Regions from separate parts of the Homo sapiens genome. Here regions 1, 3 and 4 are each linked to region 2. Evidence: chromatin contacts called from ENCODE Hi-C or POLR2A ChIA-PET data. All regions are on one chromosome and are shown on one strand. The core of a region is the stretch at or near the end of the contact, and the rest is flanking DNA. Distances in the headings are between cores, read along the strand shown. Region 1 holds the start of GPR135 (G protein-coupled receptor 135). Region 2 holds the start of DHRS7 (dehydrogenase/reductase 7). Region 3 holds the start of CCDC175 (coiled-coil domain containing 175). Region 4 has its middle 140 kb from the start of SLC38A6.

Region 1 (4,322 bases), core at 556-3,055, 700 kb after region 2:
AGTCTTTGTCAGGAAGACAAATAATTTCACTCACATATTTTTAAGACAATATTTAGCACACTGTAATATACTGTGTTGGCCGGTGGCTTAAGCTTATTTGGGCTGGGTTTCCTATCTTATATGTTGTTTCCTAAAACTAAGCACAATCTGAGAAGATTGTGTTTGCCAAATAAATTAATGTATGATAATTATATTTTTGCTTTGATTGACAAAATTAAGACAAAATCAGTCTAGATTAAGCTGGCATTGACTGCTCCCAAGAGGATATTTGGCAATATCTGAAGACAGTTTTAGTTGTCACAGCTGGGAGAGGTGCTACTGGCATCTCGTAGGTAGGAACTAGGGATGCTGCTGAACATCATACAATGTATAGATGGCCCCTGCAATAAAGAATTATCTGGCCCAAAAGTCCATGACGCTTAGGCTGACAAACCCAGTTTTGGTTTGCCACCTTAAACGTTCTTCTATTTATACTGTAAATTTCCTGTAGGATATTTTTTCTGAATGAAATAAGCACTCCAATACTAATACCATTGATTCTAAGATCTACAAATATACTAGTCATTCTTTAGAGCAGTGTTTCTCAAATTTGTGCATCAGAATCACTGGGAGGGCTTGTTAAAACATAGGTGCCTGGGCCCCACCACAGGAGTTTCAGTAGATCAGGGGTATCCTATGCACTGTAGGCCTGATAATTTGTATTTCTCAAGGTTTCCAGGGGATGTTGATGCTGCTGGTCCAATGTCCATACTCTGTGAACCACTGCTTTAGCGAAGAGCCCAGGGTTAGTTAACCTGAGGGTTTATCACACTTTTCCCCATTAGAGGCCATGCCCAGAAACTTGAGATGCAACTTCCCTGGGTAGCCCTGCCTTTCTTTTCCCCGTATCTCCCAGCCAGGTACCTGGAGCTGCATCTGTGGTGATTGCCAGGCTGGCAGCACCTTAGACTCAAAACATACCCCATTCCTGAGAACAGATGAAGGCTGCTAGCAGGGCAAGGCACCAATCCCTCTCCCCCCATTTATCAGCCAGTAGGGGCCTGAGGTCCAGGCCCTTGGAAATGAAGTAACATCTAAAGGAACTATCCTAGCTCCTCAGAGCACCTGTATCAGAATCACCTACGGGGTTTAGAGTCATGGGCCCATCCTTAGTAATTCTGTCAGCCTGGGAATCTGCATTTTATGAAACTCTTGACATCAGTGCTTCTGTAAGTGTGGTCCTGGGACCAGCATCATCATCACCACCCGCGAACCCGTTAGAGATACAAATTCTTGGGTACTTCCCCAGACATATTCGAAACGCTGGGGTTCAGACCTCGTCACTTGTATTTTAACACGCCCTCTATGTGAATTCTGTTAGCTCAAGTTTGAGAATTACTGGTTTAAATTAGTCTGCTTCTCAAGTTTAAGATGTCTGGATGTAGACTTCTGGATTTTTCTTTCACTTCACTTTCTAGATTCCTTTCCTACCTGTATATACCAAAAGCACCCACAGGAAGCAGAGTGCCCCCCCCACCACTCCCCAAAAGGCCTGCCTGTAGAACATTTGTACCCTACAAAAGAGAGCAAGAGTGAACTTTCGTTGAATCTGGTCATTTGTTTGCATGCCAGTCGGCACTTTATCTGGCCGGACATTGGTCCCTCAGGAGGTCGACCTGGCACTCTCGGAAACCCGAACACCCGGGCCGGTAACCTCCGGAGTGGCGGTGTCGCGGGTCGGCTTTGCAGCGGGTACTGGGCTGCCGTCCCGCCCCGCGCTCCTGCGTAAACACGCGGTTCCCTCGGCAACGCTGGAACCCACGTCAAAGGCTCCGCCAGGTCCCCAGCGACCGCCACCCCTCCGGCCGAGCCCAGCTCCCCGCGGCGGCCGCTAGCCCCCGGCCCCGAGCCACCACTCCGACCTAGCGGCCGCCGCCCCCGGTGCGGGATGAGGAGATCCGCGGCCGCCACTGGGCCCCATGGAGGAGCCGCAGCCGCCCCGCCCACCAGCGAGCATGGCCTTACTGGGCAGCCAGCACTCCGGCGCCCCCTCCGCGGCCGGCCCACCTGGCGGGACTTCCTCCGCGGCCACGGCGGCCGTGCTCTCCTTCAGCACCGTGGCGACCGCGGCGCTGGGGAACCTGAGCGACGCAAGCGGAGGCGGCACAGCTGCCGCTCCCGGTGGCGGCGGCCTTGGCGGGTCCGGGGCAGCGCGGGAGGCGGGGGCGGCGGTGAGGCGGCCGCTAGGCCCGGAGGCGGCGCCGCTGCTGTCGCACGGAGCTGCAGTGGCGGCCCAGGCGCTCGTCCTCCTGCTCATCTTCCTGCTGTCTAGCCTTGGCAACTGCGCGGTGATGGGGGTGATTGTGAAGCACCGGCAGCTCCGCACCGTCACCAACGCCTTCATCCTGTCGCTGTCCCTATCGGATCTGCTCACGGCGCTGCTCTGCCTGCCCGCCGCCTTCCTGGACCTCTTCACTCCGCCCGGGGGTTCGGCGCCTGCCGCCGCCGCGGGGCCCTGGCGCGGCTTCTGCGCCGCCAGCCGCTTCTTCAGCTCGTGCTTCGGCATCGTGTCCACGCTCAGCGTGGCGCTCATCTCGTTGGACCGTTACTGCGCTATCGTGCGGCCGCCGCGGGAGAAGATCGGCCGCCGCCGCGCGCTGCAGCTGCTGGCGGGCGCCTGGCTGACGGCCCTGGGCTTCTCCTTGCCCTGGGAGCTGCTCGGGGCGCCCCGGGAACTCGCGGCGGCGCAGAGCTTCCACGGCTGCCTCTACCGGACCTCCCCGGACCCCGCGCAGCTGGGCGCGGCCTTCAGCGTGGGGCTGGTGGTGGCCTGCTACCTGCTGCCCTTCCTGCTCATGTGCTTCTGCCACTACCACATCTGCAAGACGGTGCGCCTGTCGGACGTGCGCGTGCGGCCGGTGAACACCTACGCGCGCGTGCTGCGCTTCTTCAGCGAGGTGCGCACGGCCACCACCGTCCTCATCATGATCGTCTTCGTCATCTGCTGCTGGGGGCCCTACTGCTTCCTGGTGCTGCTGGCCGCCGCCCGGCAGGCCCAGACCATGCAGGCCCCCTCGCTCCTCAGCGTGGTGGCCGTCTGGCTGACCTGGGCCAATGGGGCCATCAACCCTGTCATCTACGCCATCCGCAATCCCAACATTTCGATGCTCCTAGGGCGCAACCGCGAGGAGGGCTACCGGACTAGGAATGTGGACGCTTTCCTGCCCAGCCAGGGCCCGGGTCTGCAAGCCAGAAGCCGCAGTCGCCTTCGAAACCGCTATGCCAACCGGCTGGGGGCCTGCAACAGGATGTCCTCTTCCAACCCGGCCAGCGGAGTGGCAGGGGACGTGGCCATGTGGGCCCGCAAAAATCCAGTTGTACTTTTCTGCCGAGAGGGACCACCAGAGCCGGTGACGGCAGTGACCAAACAGCCTAAATCCGAAGCTGGGGATACCAGCCTCTAAGACGGTTGGAATGGCCAGCTTATGAAGGCAAATTTCCACTCGCATTATTTAATGATGGAAGATTCTGGGGGAGAGTTGTGGATTTCATAAAGCCAAACATTTAAAGCTAGAGACGGGGGAGGCTTACCACTTTCCCCAAACAACATAAAAGACAATGTCCCTTCTTCAAAAGTGCCAAAAGGAATGTAAAATGCAAAAATTAAAACAATCTTAAACCACATAACCAAGCATTGTGAACTGTAAGTGCCAAAAATGACAAAAATAACATTCACTATAACTGAAAAGCTCATATTATAGGACCACACTGTGAAACAAACAAAACATTGAATGCAACCAGTATTGTTCAACTACACAGAATTTCAGGAATGAATGGAGACCTTCAGAGCTGCTTGAAAGCCCCTCTAAATCGCTACCATCCAACAAAACTTTAGCTTCTAGAGCTTGCACCTCTGACATGCTTTGGGTGCTTAGATTGCAAGTGGAAAAGTCTTATCCTTACACACATTGGTGCACCTCCTCACCCCACCCCCTAATAACCTTTGTGGAAAATTTTTAATTCATAACCCATTTAAAATCATTTTAGGATTTTGAAAAGCTGGTTATTATTAGATAAAATTCAACCATCTGAAGGACAAATAGAAGTATGAACATAAAGAAATGTGTCTTTTAAATGTTTTCCAAGATTATATGTAAAAATTAACATTCCTTCCACCCGCGTCATACCTCCAAAATGATCTTCCTTGGAAAACTTTGAAGTTTTATCCTTACTCTAACCTGTTACTTTTATTTCTGATAAATTTTGGAATGCTGCTCTCAGAATGCTTTCACATTTAAAAAAATATTTTCATTGTAGAAAATTTTTGTCTTTTGAGGTAAATT
Region 2 (4,482 bases), core at 982-3,481:
AAAGTTATTTTTGTATAATGCTTTTGTTATGGAAGATGGCAATTGCTTACGCACAACTGCCTTCATCTTAGCTGACCTGAATGGGCCTTAGCTGCCATGAATGGGCCTTAGCTGCCATGAATGGGCCTGACCCCAGACCATCAAAAGTGACCATTACTAAAAGGAGGGAAGGCAGGGTACCATTCTATTACATCTGGAATTAAAAATGAAGGTTACCAGTTATAGAAAAGACTTTCGGACTTTATTCAAAGCATTTTAATAATACTTAGAGAAGATTGATTTATTAAATGCTAGCAACTCTCATTTTAACATTAACTTCCGAACTTCAAGGAGGTTTTAAAAAATTGAATTTTAATTTTTAATTTTTGTGGGTACACAGTAGGTGTATATATTTATGGAGTACATGAGATACTTTGATACAGGCATACAATGTGTAATAATCACATCATGGTAAATGGGGTATCCACCCCCTCAAGCATTTATCCTTTATGTTACAAACAATCCAATTATACTCTTCTGGTTGTTTTAAAACATACAACTAAATTATTATTGACTATAGGCACCCCATTGCACTATCAAATACTAGGTCTTATTCATTCTTTCTATTTTTTGTATCCGTTAACCATCTCCACGTCCCCCCCAACCCTCCCACTACTCTTCTCAGCCTCTGGTAACTATCCTTCTACTCTCTATCAAGGAGGTTTAAATTTCAAGGAAAGGAGAATTCAATCAACGTGGGCTTATTGCTTCTCATGTCAACACTAAGCTATGTATTCCAGACTCTTCAAAAGAAGCATCAGATTTGCTACTTTATTTCAAGGATTCTAAAGTTCCATTGGAACAATACTATATTAACCCTGAAAATAATTAAAAAACAATTTCAGATATAGTTCAGAAGTAATTGTGAAAAGAGGTGAGATTAGGGAAAGATGACTCTGAGTCCAGATAACCCCAAAAAGCTTTTTAGAGAAGGATGAGGGTGGGGAGGCAGGTAGGGGGTTTATAATAGGATTTAAAAAGAGAAGGAAGAGCTATTTAAGGAAATTTGATTACTGCAAGTAACATTCTTCAAAACATTTAAAGAAAAACAAAAGTTTGGCAGGCAAGACTAGAAAAAGAAAACAACACTGGGGAGGGAAGTCACTGCTTCTTTTATTTCCATGACTGTTTTAAAGTCATATTTAGTTTCAGCCAAGGAAGAGCCTTTGACATCAGAGCACACAAAGTACTCTAGGAAATGAAGAGGATGAAAGTTCTACTGCATCAACGCCCAGAACTTTCTCCATTTGGCCACAGGTCGTTCTCATACATGGCCTAGTTTCTATGCACTCTAACTGGGTCCCTCTGAGGCTTGTGAATGGAAAACCCTCTTGCTTTCAAATGCTTGAAAACAAGAAAGATGCTACTATTGATGCCTCAAATACATGTAGGTATTTAGTGGGAAGCAATTAAATGTTTTGAAGGTCATTTCAAACGGAAATTAATCAAAAACAGTATTTTACTCTTTTGTGTATTAGAGTAGGCAAGACCTTGGTGTTTTCATTACATTCTCTGTTTTTATTTGCTGTTTACATTAGGATGTGAATAATGGCTTGGGTAAGGGGAGGATTTGGTACCAACCTAGGCTTTGGTTGCCAAACAGACACCAGAGTAAATTTGTGTGTGGTCAGAATCAGGTTGTAAGGTGCCAACACAGCACATGGCTTCAGTCTTTTTTTCTCTAATTGTAAAAGGACCTTGTCCCCATGGAGGGACCATTGCCTTGGCTTGTGGGGTCTTGAGTGATAGCCACAGTCTTTCTTCAGCACTTTCTCGACCTCATGAAAAGATACTGAAGCTTGAAAAGGGGATGTTCTTTCTGAATAGGAATGGAGAAGAGGGGCCAAGCAAGAATGATTCTATCTGTCTCCTGGCCGTTGATAGTGTCCCTGTACAGAGAGGAAATAACGTAGTATAATATGTAGCTTATGTTTGAATCAGCTTCTTTAAAAATACTGGAATTTTATTTATTTATTTTTGGTAGACACAGGGTTTCCTCATGTTGCCCAGGCTGGTCTCGGACACTTGAATTCAAGCAATCTGCCGGCCCCGCCGGGTGTGCCGCATGAGGGCGCGGGCCGCCCAAGGACCGCGAGTGGGGCCGCGAGTGCTGAGCCCGGCGCGCCCGAGCCGCTCCTCCTCCCGGCCTGCTCCCTGGGCGGAGCCGGGGCAGTGCGGCTCTGGGCTGGCCGAAGGGGTGGCGCTGCGATCCCGCAGGGCAGCGACGCGACTCTGGTGCGGGCCGTCTTCTTCCCCCCGAGCTGGGCGTGCGCGGCCGCAATGAACTGGGAGCTGCTGCTGTGGCTGCTGGTGCTGTGCGCGCTGCTCCTGCTCTTGGTGCAGCTGCTGCGCTTCCTGAGGGCTGACGGCGACCTGACGCTACTATGGGCCGAGTGGCAGGGACGACGCCCAGGTGAGGACCGGCCAAAGCCTCTCCCGAGTGGGAGGCCGGGCTCGGAGCTGCCGAGGCGTGTCCGGGTCTCCGGGGGTTCTGCAGTGATCCCGGGTCCTTTGTGGGTTGCGTGGAGCTTCCCGAAGGCCCGGCTGCCCCTTACGCAGGGGCTGCGGGTTGGGGAGGAAGAGGCGAGGGCTAAAAAGCCCCTTTGTCTTCTGTACTGGTCGGAAGATGGCATGGACTTGCCATTCAGGCTAGGAAACCTCTCCAGGGAGTGCCAAACTGTTAAGAGAGCACTGGAGTCGGCGGTGCTCCTGAGGACTCTGACATCTTACGCAGGACTCAAGGGATTCTGGTGTTGTCTCAGAGGACGATACTTTGAGAAACAGTGAGCGTCCCCCTGCGTTTGTAAGGGAAACTCCTTTGTAAGTACCGGAAGCCCGGTCGTTCTACTACCTGAAGTAGTCTGTCCTCCACTTCCCACTCCTGCAGTTTTGAAATAAAATCTGAGATAATCCGAAGTCCTTCACCTACTTACTCATTCTAGTCAAACACTAGAAAGAACTAAAAATGGCAGTTTGCTGGAGCGAGATCATTATTGGCATACTGCCTATCTCACTTTATCTGTGTCTTGCTTAATATTTGACATCGTGTACATTTGCTGTATGTTGGCTCAGCGCTTTACACACATAACATTTAACTTTTACAACAACTCTTACAAGGTAGGCATTATTAATCTTATTTTCCAGATAGGGAAACTGATGTTCAGAGAAATTAAATGACCTACCGAAAGCTAGGCTTTGGATCCTTAAGGACTTGGGGAAATGGGGTTTCCCTGGACCAAGTTTCTGGTATAAAAATACTCAAAGCATGTTACAAAGTTTGCTTGGAAGAGATAGTAGCTCGAAAGATAGACTATGTTTGGGGGGGGCGTTATGGGTTGGGCGTTGAGGGGGGTGATATTGATCCCAAGGTGAGAATTGGTTCCTGTGGACAAAAAAAAAAAAAAAAAAAAATCTGGTAATACAGTGGTTTGTGCCCCTCCAAAGCTTAACCCCACCCGAGAAAATATTATTCCTTAGTATTTCATTTTTCTGGTTGGGTTTTCTTGGGTATAGCATGTGCAGCACTGACATTGAGTTCACGAAAAATACACAACATGGACGCCACAGCAGTGCTACAAAACTATGGCAAGTGATTGGGCTTTCTCCTTTTAAAGCAGGAATCCCAAATACTGCACAACTTCATTAACCAAGGGCTTTCTCTTGATCGATTGTTCCACCTCAGCGGGGGAATATGTGTGCCTATTGGCTGCCATTGGCTGCCTTGCAGACGTTGTTTGTGTTTGATCTTTAGTGCTTTTGTGTTCACTTGGACTTGGAGAATTAAACGAAAATAGATTATATTTTATTATTTAATCCTACAAAAAATATTCAACCCATCAAATTATGTCAAGTGCTAAAAAGCAAAATTATTGACAACATCTGAATGAATATCTCTAAGCTACTAAGTTAAAAGTTATTTTCTCATATTAAGGAAAAGTTAAAAGTTAAGATCATTGAAAATTTTAAGAAATTCATTTAATATTTTCAGTTGTGTTTTGTCGGAAAAGAACAGTTTGAAGGATTTTAAATTTAATTACATTGTTATCATTATGTAGTTATATAATTTGCAAATTTGCACATGTAGTTTGATAAATTGCTATTTATCTAAGTAAGTTACATAAAAGTTATTCAGCAAAAATCTGGCGTGGTGGCATGTACCTGCAATCCCAACTACTCTGGAGGCTAAGGTAGGAGGGTCATTTGAGCCCAGGAGTTCAAGACCAGCCTGGGCAGCATAGTGAGACACTGTCTCAAAAACCATAAAAATGTTTTTCAGCAAATACAGTTATAAAGTTAGAAGTTAATAACTTTTAAATTTTAATTTAACATTTAACTTAATTTTAAAATTTAGTCATATGCTTATTTAGTCATATGCTTATTAACTAAGGAGTAAGCTTTTTTTCTTTTTCTTTTTTTTTTTGAGACAGAGTCTCGCTCTGTTGG
Region 3 (4,924 bases), core at 495-2,994, 590 kb after region 2:
TACAAGGGGTATAGAAGCCAAAGGGTAAGAAGATAAAGAAGACCCCAGACATCAGAGCTGCCATAACACCTGTACTGTACGCACAAGCTCACATATAGTGCTGAGCAGCTGGAGACTGCTGGAGTCACTTGGCTCCTACTCCTGCCACTTCTAGAGCCACCAAAACTGCTGGGACCTACAGTCAACTGTAGCCTGAAACTACCACTTCTGGAGGCAGAAATGCATGATTTCTCGGCCTTCTAATCTCCCTCAAGTGTTTCCCATTAGTGGAACTTACCAAGAAAACAGGTGGCAAGGACATCCAGGAAATTTCATATCCAGTCTTCTTACTCCTGCCACACAGAGGAGGGCCCAGAAGGGCAGGAACAGATTTGAATACCAATAGACCAAATCCAGCAAAAAAGGAGGATGTTGTCCAGGATGGTTTCCAACACCAAAATATGGCACTCCCTGGATGAAGGAGGCCTGGATTCTAGAACTAGTTCTGCTACTGGTATGCTGTGTCCCCTCCAAGGCAGTGTTGCACAGTGGTTTAGGATGTAGCTCAGTGCCCTCACTTGCAAAGCAGGCAATAATACCTAGCTCAAAAGATTATTTGTGAGGGTTAAATGGGGTACTGCAAAGTATTTAAAACAGTGCCTGGAACAAAATAAGCATTTAACAATTGATAGCTATTGTCATTGTTACTATCATTCTAATTTCAATTTTGCCATCTGTAGAGAAAAGAAGAGGAGGGTTGAATCACCTTTGCTTCTCTCTAACCCACCAGAGGAAAAGGAACTGACAGACTCAACCTAAGCCTCATGCTAAGCTGAATTTTGGAGATGCAGAGAAAAATGAATAATATCCTCCTGTCCCCGTCATCACAGAGCTCACAGTTCGATGGGAAGACAGAGAAAAATCACTATGATTCAAGGCAAAATGTGCTCAGTGATGTACTAGATACAAGGAAAGTTCTAAATTAGTACAAAAGAAGGTTTTGTAGCATAGTAGAAAGAGTCATACAGACTTCACTTTATTATTTTATTTTATTATTTTGAGATGGAGTTTAGCTCTTGTCGCCCAGGCTGGAGTGCAATGGCGAGATCTCGGTTCACTATAACCTTTTCCTCCCGGGTTCAAGCGATTGTCCTGCCTCAGCCTCCTGAGTAGCTGGGACTACAGGCACGCGCCACCACGCCCGGCTAATTTTTGTATTTTTAGTAGAGATGGGGTTTCACCATGTTGATTAGGCTGGTTTTGAATTCATGACCACAGGTGATCCTCCCGCCTTGGCCTCCCAAAGTGCTGGGACTACAGGCGTGAGCCACCTCGCCCGGCCCAGACGTCACTTTAAATCCAATATTATCCTCTTGTGGTCTTGAGCCGTTCATTTAGTCGCCCGCGCCTCAGTTTACGTGTCTGTAAAAGTGGAGGTACTAAAAGAGCCTGCTCACAAAGTCCTTGTGAAGATTAAGTGAGCTACTGTATATAAAGGTTCTCCTGCAGTATCCGGCACAAAGATGCGCTCAAAAGTGATCATTATTATGATTCCAGTGGCCCACAAAAAAGATACAGGCCTGAACTAACGCAATGGAAATTGAAAGGGGAAAAATTAGCTAAAGAGAGAGTCATTCTTCCCAGACTGCTTAATTATCGTGGATAAAATTAGAGAACCAGGAGGGTACCTACTAGAGGTGCGGGCCACGAGGGGGCGCCCCACGACCTCGGTGTCCTCGTTGCCCGTGGCAACCGGCAATCCTTGGCTCTGGCTTAGGAGGCGCTCAAGTAGAGCGGCAAAATGGCCCTGAGCCCCTGGACCCCAGGGCTGGGCGCTGGCGAGAAGCTGGTGCAGGCGGCTGCCGTCTCCACTGGCCCCTCCCTGGAGTTATGCACCTTACCCTCCACCCTGGGCTCCTCGGTCGCGGTCGAGGCGCTGGAGCAGCTGTTTGTTGTGGGTAAGACGCCCCTCGGGCGCTGGAAGGGACGTCTCCTCAGAGGTGGCGCTTAGGAGGCACTCAGCGGGAACCCTGAGCGGGGACTCTCCTCCCGGAACCAGGGCATCACTGGGCAGGGCAGAGCCTTCTCCCCGCTCCTTGGAGGCTGGGGAGAGAGAGGTGGCGGGTGGGACCAAGTGCCCAGATCTCCTGCCCTAGCGCAGCTGAGGTGACTTCGCTCAACCCTCAGTAGTAGTTAAATTACTGAGGTGACAAATCCGGGACTCCCAAGCCACTGCCCTATGCCTGCGACCTGATTACACACCTGCATTTAGATTATGCCTTCGATTTCAGTTCTCTTCTTGCCGTTCCTTTACAAGTTAACTTCCTCCGACATTTTGCCGTGGCAAACTGGAGAATTTAACAAGCAAATAGGAAAGGGAGTGTTTAAGAGGCTTCTGTTGTGTTGAGCAAGAAAAATTAGATGTAAAGGGTTGTTTAGGAGATTCTAATAGAAAATGACCTTGGATAGGGCCAGGTTAAAGTATTTTTCAGTTAGAAAGCTGAACCTGTAATCAAGTCACTTAAGCTTAAGGTAAGACAATCCAAGAAAGGGTGTTTCTTGTTCGGTGCAAAAACCGTTTAGGCCAAACAACAAAACATTTCAGTGCTTCACTAGAATCATCCCATTTCTTCAAGATAATCGTATTGATTTATGTTACAATGTTACTATTAATTTGGGATAGTTTTTATTTTCCTTCTTAAATGCGCTAGGTTAATTTCACAATTCTTAGCAAATATGCTTGGGTAAATGTTATCATGAAGAATGTTGGCCGGGCGCGGTGGCTCATGTCTGTAATCCCAGCACTTTGGGAGGCCGAGGCGGGTGGATACCTGAGGTCAGGAGTTTGAGACCAGCCTGGCCAACATGGTGAAACCCCGTCTCTACTAAAAATACAAAAATTAGCCGGGCGTGGTGACGCACGTCTGTAATCCCAGCTACTCGGGAGGCTGAGGCAGGAGAATCCGTTGAACTCAGAAGGCAGAGGTTGTGGTGAGCCGAGATGGTGCCACTGCACTCCAGCCTGCGCGACAGAGCGAGACTCCGTCTCAAAAAAAAAAAAAAAAAAAAAAGGAATGTTACCCACTGAGGAGACCTAAAGTTATTAAGACCTAAATTATTCACATGTATCTGAGGTCACTGTCAATGACAGACCTAGAACCTTGAACTCTTTTCATACTTGATCTCTAGATCGGCATGCCAATGCAACCCTAGTACTTATGTACAAATACATTTTTCTGTTAATGTCTAGACACTCAGAACATATTTCATAGGAAAAAAAAATCATTACACCCTCTTGCCCTGAGTTATAAAATATTAATATGTAAATCTCCAGCACATTTGTCCTCAAGGAGCATAAAATATATACCTAAATTATAACATTATGGAATAGGAAATAAGTACAAAAGAGATTAGTGTAATGTACAATAAAAATTCAGAGACTGAAGATGTAACTTCCAGCCGAGTAAGCATTTGAGCTAGATCATAAAAGGTTAAGTAGGATTTGGATAGATAAATAAGAGATCTTTATTTTCTAATTTTTTTTTCAGAACAATCACTGCAAAGTGACTATTTTAAATGTAATGAAGAAGCTAAGATCTTTCTTAAGGACATTGCTGTAGCTGTTAAGAAATTGGTATTGTATTATCTATAAGAACCATTTCTTCAATCTTCCACATATTTCTTCAAACTTTCATTTCGCACCAATTCTGTTCAAAGTATTAAGTAGATGACTAGGGAATATAGTTACCCTGAACTTAAAAATATTTTTCTCTCAATTTTGTAAGGATTTGCACAATTATTGATCAACTGTGGATTGTTACTTGATTTTCCATGAAGAAAACTAAATTATGGGCTTATGGCTGTGGATGAGGGCAAGCTCATTTAGAGAAAGCAATGTGGGTGATAATACGGTTCAGTTAAGAGGTGGACCACATGGGCAAATGCTTGGGACACCAATATATAAGCATTGCTTAAAACAAACAAACACACAATCTCTGGAATAAATTGCAAGCATGGTGCTAATTAACTCAGTTCTCTGTAAGCAATTCCTTGCATAACTGGTCAAAGATTATTTGACATATGTTCCACTGAAGTAGACGGTACTGTTAGTGAAAACAAAGAGAAACTCTTTCAATTACACTTAACTGGCCCCTATCAAAGACATGTTGAAGAAATATTTAAAGAATTTCCTTCTGAGGTGTCACAGACATCTCTGTTCGGCCAAGGATCACATTGACAATGCTTCCTTGGCACAGTCAGAGTAGTGAAGGCTCTCCATTTTATTTAAAAATATTGGATAAGAATTTACTACATATCAAATTGCTAAAAATGTTGAAATATGGCTGTAAATGAGTTTGAATCCACAGACTGCTGATAAAACTCTTACTACTTTATATTTTATATAATTATACACATATATATATCTATACTACATAATCATACTTTACAATCCTACTTGAGTAGGTACACGTAAACACTGAGGGATCATGTGTGTTGTGCAGCTCTGTGGTGCTGTGAAAACATTTTTCCCTGCTTGGTTCTTTCTTTCAGTTATGTCTTTCGCTAGGATTTTAAGAGGCCAAAATATTTATTGTGGTTAAAGTATCTAGTCTGTATTCATTTAATATCTGAGCCGTGAAATCTCTTAAACAACAGAGATCAGGCTGGGTATGGTGGCTCACGCCTGTAATCCCAGCACTCCGGGAGGCCAGGATGGGTGGATCACTTGAGGTCAGGAGTCTGAGACTAGCCTGGCCGAGACATGGTGAAACTCCATCTCTACTAAAAATACAAAAATTAGCCTGGCAAGGTGGCGGGAGCCTGTAATCCTAGCTACTTGGGAGGCTTGTAGGAGAATTGCTTGAAACCAGGAGGCAGAGGTTACAGTGAGCTGAGATTGACCCACTGCACTCCAGACTGGTCAACAGAGTGAGATTCCATCTCA
Region 4 (4,854 bases), core at 775-3,274, 960 kb before region 2:
AAATCTTCTCTTTTCCAGACTAATTATAGTATCAGCCCCCTACCTTACCTAAGCTGATCTGACTCCATTTCCAGACCCCTCATTGTCCTGTTACCCTCCTTTGAATTGACTCTAAATTTTACGTAATGAGGAGGCATACAGATAGCTTCTGTATGAACTCTACAGTCAGGGATAACCGGAGTATGTGGATTCAGTTCCACTTGCTGCATCCCCAAAGGCACTGATGGAGGCAGAGGTGACTCCAGGATACCTTAGCGGGTGGGAGAGATGGGAGCTACCTGGGGAAGGGTTTGGAGCTGGCAAGATGTAATTCAGAGGAGCAGATAATGAGAAAAGGATGGAGAGAAAGGCGTAAAGGCATTCAGGACTTGCCTTTCATAGGATTCCAATAAAGACAAAGGAAGGGTCTGCTTTGCTTTCAAGCCTGTGGTCCTCACCCAGACTCCCCTGCAGGGGCTCCCCTTTGTCTCTTTCATGAAAGCCAGTAGGTCTCCTTCACCCTTTTTCTCTGCTCTGATTACAACACAGAGCCTTCTCTTTGGGAGCAATAGCCATCTGGATTATCTTCTCTTCGTCTGGCCACCTCATCAACTCATCATCTTTTTAATAATCTCATCTGAAAACATATCCTTTCTCATTTGCTTCTTAATTTCCCCATTGTCCAGTGACTTTTCTCTCTCTCCCTTTCTCTGAAACCTTATTCTTATTACTTTATAGAACACTGGGGGATAGATTGCCCAGAAAATATGTACTATAAAGTAAATGCATATGGTGATATCTATGAATTGCCCAGATCCAGTCCATCTGTGCAATGTCACAGGCCCAGCTGTTTACTTGTGCACAGTGCAATTGCAATGGCTTTATGACATGGGCACTGGCTTACAAGCTACTCTGGTGCTGGTCAGGAGCTTCATGTGCACAGTTAACCTTAGATCACTGTGATTAATCAGAGTGCAGCCATGGTAGATCACAGGCTAGTCCCCTGGCAAGGCCAGCAGGAGCACTCCTCCAGCCTGAGCAAGCGGGGAGCAGATTTTAATTCCAGGCTGTTAGGTGCTGCCTGACATTGGTGTCCCTGTGGTGTTTCATAAGCCCTGACAGTTCCTCACCATTGTTTTAGGGAAAGCAGGCACTCCTCTCACTTTACCACCCCATTGCCTTCCCTGGAAATGAACACTTTCTCCCCACTTTGAATCTTGTGCCAGAAGGAAGGAGGGGAAATGACTGCACATTCCAAAAAGGTCAAAGATGGTCTGAAAGCAAAGGATGCACGCGTCTGCATCATTTCCAACAGCCCTTTGCAGTTCCTTTTAATTAGCTCAGTTTATGTTCCCCTCAGGTGGGGAGAAGCCCAGGATCACTCTGTCAACAGTTCTATCTATAGCAGAACCCCCATCCTTCACCCCGGCGTCTCCACTTGCACAACACTCGCTGACCCCGAGACTCAGCTGTGAGAATCAATCATCTCCTTCCAGAATTCATCATTCAGCAGCTGCGGGGCCTCAGCTATTTTTATCACCGCAGGAAGCTGGTGGCCAAGGACGTGCTGGGCTACCTTTGCAGGAGGTGTTGCTGTAGAAATGAGCTGTGGGTTGTCAGGGCAGCTGAGCCTCTGCCTCAAGGTTAAATCCAAAGTGCCTGACCTGGAACAGGAGAGCACTTGATCTTCTTCCATTCTGCAGCAAAGTGCCCCAGAGGCATATGCTGGGGAAGCAGATGTCCCAAGGAGGGGACACTGTGGAAGGACTCCGGATGGGAGGGAGAGGCAAACAGAGTGGACATGTGTGAACATGTACCTGGGTTTCTCCTACCCAGACTGGGAAATGGGATATCTTAACCCTAGGCAGCTGGCTTCAATCACCTGCACAGTACCAGCCAAGGAATTCCCACTTTGCTGTGTTCCCACCAACCACCAACCCTTGTGGGGCGCCTTCTATGTACCAGACCCTGGACTGGGGCTGAGGCTCCAGGATCTGCCCTGGAGTTGTCTCGAGTCTAGAGGAGAGGACAAATCAGACGCAGTATCACCAAACCCTGATGGCCACTTGCTCCAGTCACCCCAGGTCCTTTGCTGTGTTCCAGGGGAGGAAGCCATGGGGTGTAACAGCAGGTAACTCGGAAGGATTTTCTATTTGTAAATGTTCATCCGATACTCTAAACAAGCTCCTTCAGCACAGGCCTCTGAGATAAGGCAGTATTTTTAGTTTATTTAGAAATCATCTGGCTTGTTAGCTGTGCACATGTGTGCTTTGCTCACAAAGTGGGAAAAGCAGAACTCACTAGCATCCTAACAGAGAGAAGAGGGAAAGATGTCCCCGATTCCCTGGACATCTCTCATTTCAGAAAAGGAAAGGGGGGTAGTACTCGAGGCTCTGCTGCTGTGAGCCTCTGTAGCCTTTAGGAAGGGGGAAAGTGACCCTATATTCTCTGCTGGAGGGATGGGGGGATGGGGAAATGGAGGCTGTTCATCTCTTCCAAACTCCAACTGTTATAGGAAAGCGGTCCCAATCCAGATCCCAAGAGAGGGTTCTTGGATCTCACGCAAGAAAGAATCAGGGCAAGTCTGTAAAGTGAAAGCAAGTTTATTAAGAAAGTAAAGGAACGAAAGAATGGCTACTCCATAGACAGAGCAGTCCTGAGGGCTGCTGGTTGCCCATTTTTATGGTTCTTTCTTGATAATATGCTAAACAAGGGGTGGATTATTCATGCCTCCCCTTTTTAGACCATATAGGGTAACTTCCTGATGTTGCCATGGCATTGGTAAACTGTCATAGCACTGGTGGGAGTGTAGCAGTGAGGATGACCAGAGATCACTCTCTTGGCCATCTTGGTTTTGGTGGGGTTTAGCTGGCTTCTTTACTACAACCTGTTTTATCAGCAGGGTCTTTATGGCAGGGTCTTTATGTGCTGACCTCCTATCTCATCCTGTGACTTAGAATGCCTTAACCATCTGGGAATGCAGCCCAGGAGGTCTCAGCCTCATTTTACCCAGCTCCTATTTAAGATGGAGTTCCTCTGGTTCAAACACCTCTGACACAATGACATAGAGAGAAATGAGTCTGGGTGGGTCCAGAAGTCCAGTTCCCTACTGAGCAGGGGAGAAGGCCAGTTTGCCCACCGCCAACCACATCTGCTGAGGACAAGCTAGGGGTATTTGCTGAGGGGTGCCTACCCAAGGGGCCCTTCCTGGTTATAGAGGTGGAATGAGAGCTACCCCAGGGAAAGTTGCAGGGCTTGGGGGAAGAATTTGCTTTGAGCACTGGAGCCAGTGGGAGCCAGGCTACGGAGAAGCACCGGAGGTCCTGGGAGGTTTATCAACTGCCCCAGGGCCCTGGAGTCCCCCAAGGCCAAAAGCTCCCTCACACCCTGGGCTCTCTGTGGCTGTGACTCTGACCAGATATTTTACTGACCTAAAATAGTCTCTTCCACAGACAATGTCAAGTTAGCAAACTGTTTAAAGAATAAAGTCACTCAACACTCTCATTTAGAGCTTCAGAGTGTGCAAATTGACATAACCTTTCTGGAGGACAATTTGGCAATTAGTATGGGACCTTAGAAATATTCACACTCCTCGAGCTAATAATTTCTGCTTTGTAAATTTCCCCAAAGCAAAGAATATCCAAAAATAGTGGAATGGAGAAATGAATGATGGTGCATCTTTTTGATGAAATCCAGTGCTGCTAAATATTTAATGATATGGGAAAGTGCTAAAAGTGTAACGCTCAATTTAAAAAGGCAGAATAAAGAATGTATGTAGAGTATGATCTCAAGATTTTTGTTATTGTAACAGTTGCTATAAGAACGGTCCTTATTTAAACAAAGTCCTTTATAAGCAACTTCCTTGCATTAGAAGGAAGACCATAGGGGAGGGGGGCAAAGAAACAGAAGAGATGCTTTGGGGGCCGCTGGTGGGGAGGGCTGGGGGAGGGGCATGGAACCAAGGGGGAAGCCAGGAGCCTGGAGGTGTGAGTCTGAGGCCTCCCAGGGTGAAGAAGTCACAGATACTCTGCCTGGTAGCTGCCTGGAGGACACAAAGATGCCTGGTGTTTTGGCTGCTACTGTGGTTTCAAACTAACTCCAACTCCACCCCCTCCTAAAATTTTCAGTGAAGTCCACCCCATCAATAATTGATCTGTGTGAGTGCAGATTTAGGGTAGAAACCCAGGGTAAGACGTACTCTCCATCTGTGTTCATGAAAAACGGAACAACACCAGGAAATTAGCTATAGAAATCCATGCTTGGGGGCAGGGGTGATCCTGAGGACTGAAGACCCCATGGAATTTCCAGAAGGCTTGGGGAGGACTTTAGACTTCTAGAGGGCATGGAACAGGGTTGAGCCTCTCCAACAGTGTGAGAGGCTGGGGAATCCTTACTGATATCCAACATGGGTATAAATGGGCATATAGGCATATACAGATACAGGGCTGGAGGAACAGTGCCAGTACCCCGTGGCACTCCCTGGCAGTGGGATTATGGTGATATTTATTTTCCTTTTTATATAGCTTAGAATTTCAAATTCTTGTAAAACAAACACCGATTTTATAATTTTTTTTTAAGAGTCAAAGTTTCACTCTGTTGCCCAGGCTGGAGTGCAGTGACACAATCATAGCTCACTGTAACCTTGGACTCTTGAGCTTAGGTGATCCTCCCACCTCAGCCTCCCAAGTAGATGGGACTACAGGTGTGTACCAGCATGCCTGGCTAATTTTTTTATTTAGCCATGTCGAGACAGGGTTTTGCCATGTTGCCCAGGCTGGTCTCTAACTCCTGGGCTCAAGGGAACCTCCCACCTTGGCCACCCAAAGCACTGGGATTACAGCCATGAGCCACCGTACCCAGCCAGATTTTATAATT

Evidence for each region. A loop is a pair of places that touch in the nucleus more often than their neighbours do. ChIA-PET counts read pairs that join two places held with the same protein, here RNA polymerase II (POLR2A). Pooled maps may share reads with other maps.
Region 1: a loop to region 2 is called in a pooled map, with 2.2 times the contacts of the local background. The contact joins the promoter of GPR135 here to the promoter of DHRS7 in region 2. A Hi-C loop is called at or near these places in 1 of 50 pooled maps. POLR2A ChIA-PET finds 5 or more read pairs at or near these places in 2 of 52 experiments (T-cell and activated T-cell).
Region 3: a pooled map shows a loop between it and region 2 (3-fold over the local background). The contact joins the promoter of CCDC175 here to the promoter of DHRS7 in region 2. A Hi-C loop is called at or near these places in 8 of 50 pooled maps.
Region 4: a loop to region 2 is called in a map of gastrocnemius medialis, with 6 times the contacts of the local background. The contact joins the enhancer-like site here to the promoter of DHRS7 in region 2. A Hi-C loop is called at or near these places in 1 of 168 maps with a recorded cell type or tissue (gastrocnemius medialis) and 1 of 50 pooled maps. POLR2A ChIA-PET finds 5 or more read pairs at or near these places in 1 of 52 experiments (K562).

The regions. Positions count from the first base shown.
Region 1 is chr14:59,462,863-59,467,184 of GRCh38, reverse strand. GPR135 (G protein-coupled receptor 135) reads left to right here and starts at 1,805. Exons shown (of 1, transcript NM_022571.6): 1 at 1,805-4,322. The coding sequence starts at 1,959. The coding sequence ends at 3,443. It also overlaps a transcript of L3HYPDH not described here. RefSeq lists a silencer at 1,735-2,274.
Region 2 is chr14:60,163,147-60,167,628 of GRCh38, reverse strand. DHRS7 (dehydrogenase/reductase 7) reads left to right here and starts at 2,231. Exons shown (of 7, transcript NM_016029.4): 1 at 2,231-2,452. The coding sequence starts at 2,320. RefSeq lists a silencer at 1,998-2,267 and enhancers at 2,468-2,517, 2,708-2,767.
Region 3 is chr14:59,573,632-59,578,555 of GRCh38, reverse strand. It overlaps CCDC175 (coiled-coil domain containing 175), which reads left to right and starts at 1,744. Exons shown (of 20, transcript NM_001164399.2): 1 at 1,744-1,937; 2 at 3,528-3,613. The coding sequence starts at 1,781.
Region 4 is chr14:61,122,868-61,127,721 of GRCh38, reverse strand. No RefSeq gene overlaps it. Among named protein-coding and RNA genes, the nearest start is that of SLC38A6, 140 kb to the right of the region's middle. RefSeq lists a silencer at 1,077-1,371. Within about 2 kb of position 2,024, at least 4 of the 41 ENCODE cell types and tissues checked have a DNase peak (open chromatin) inside an H3K27ac peak, as active enhancers do; they include gastrocnemius medialis, where a contact is called at or near this core.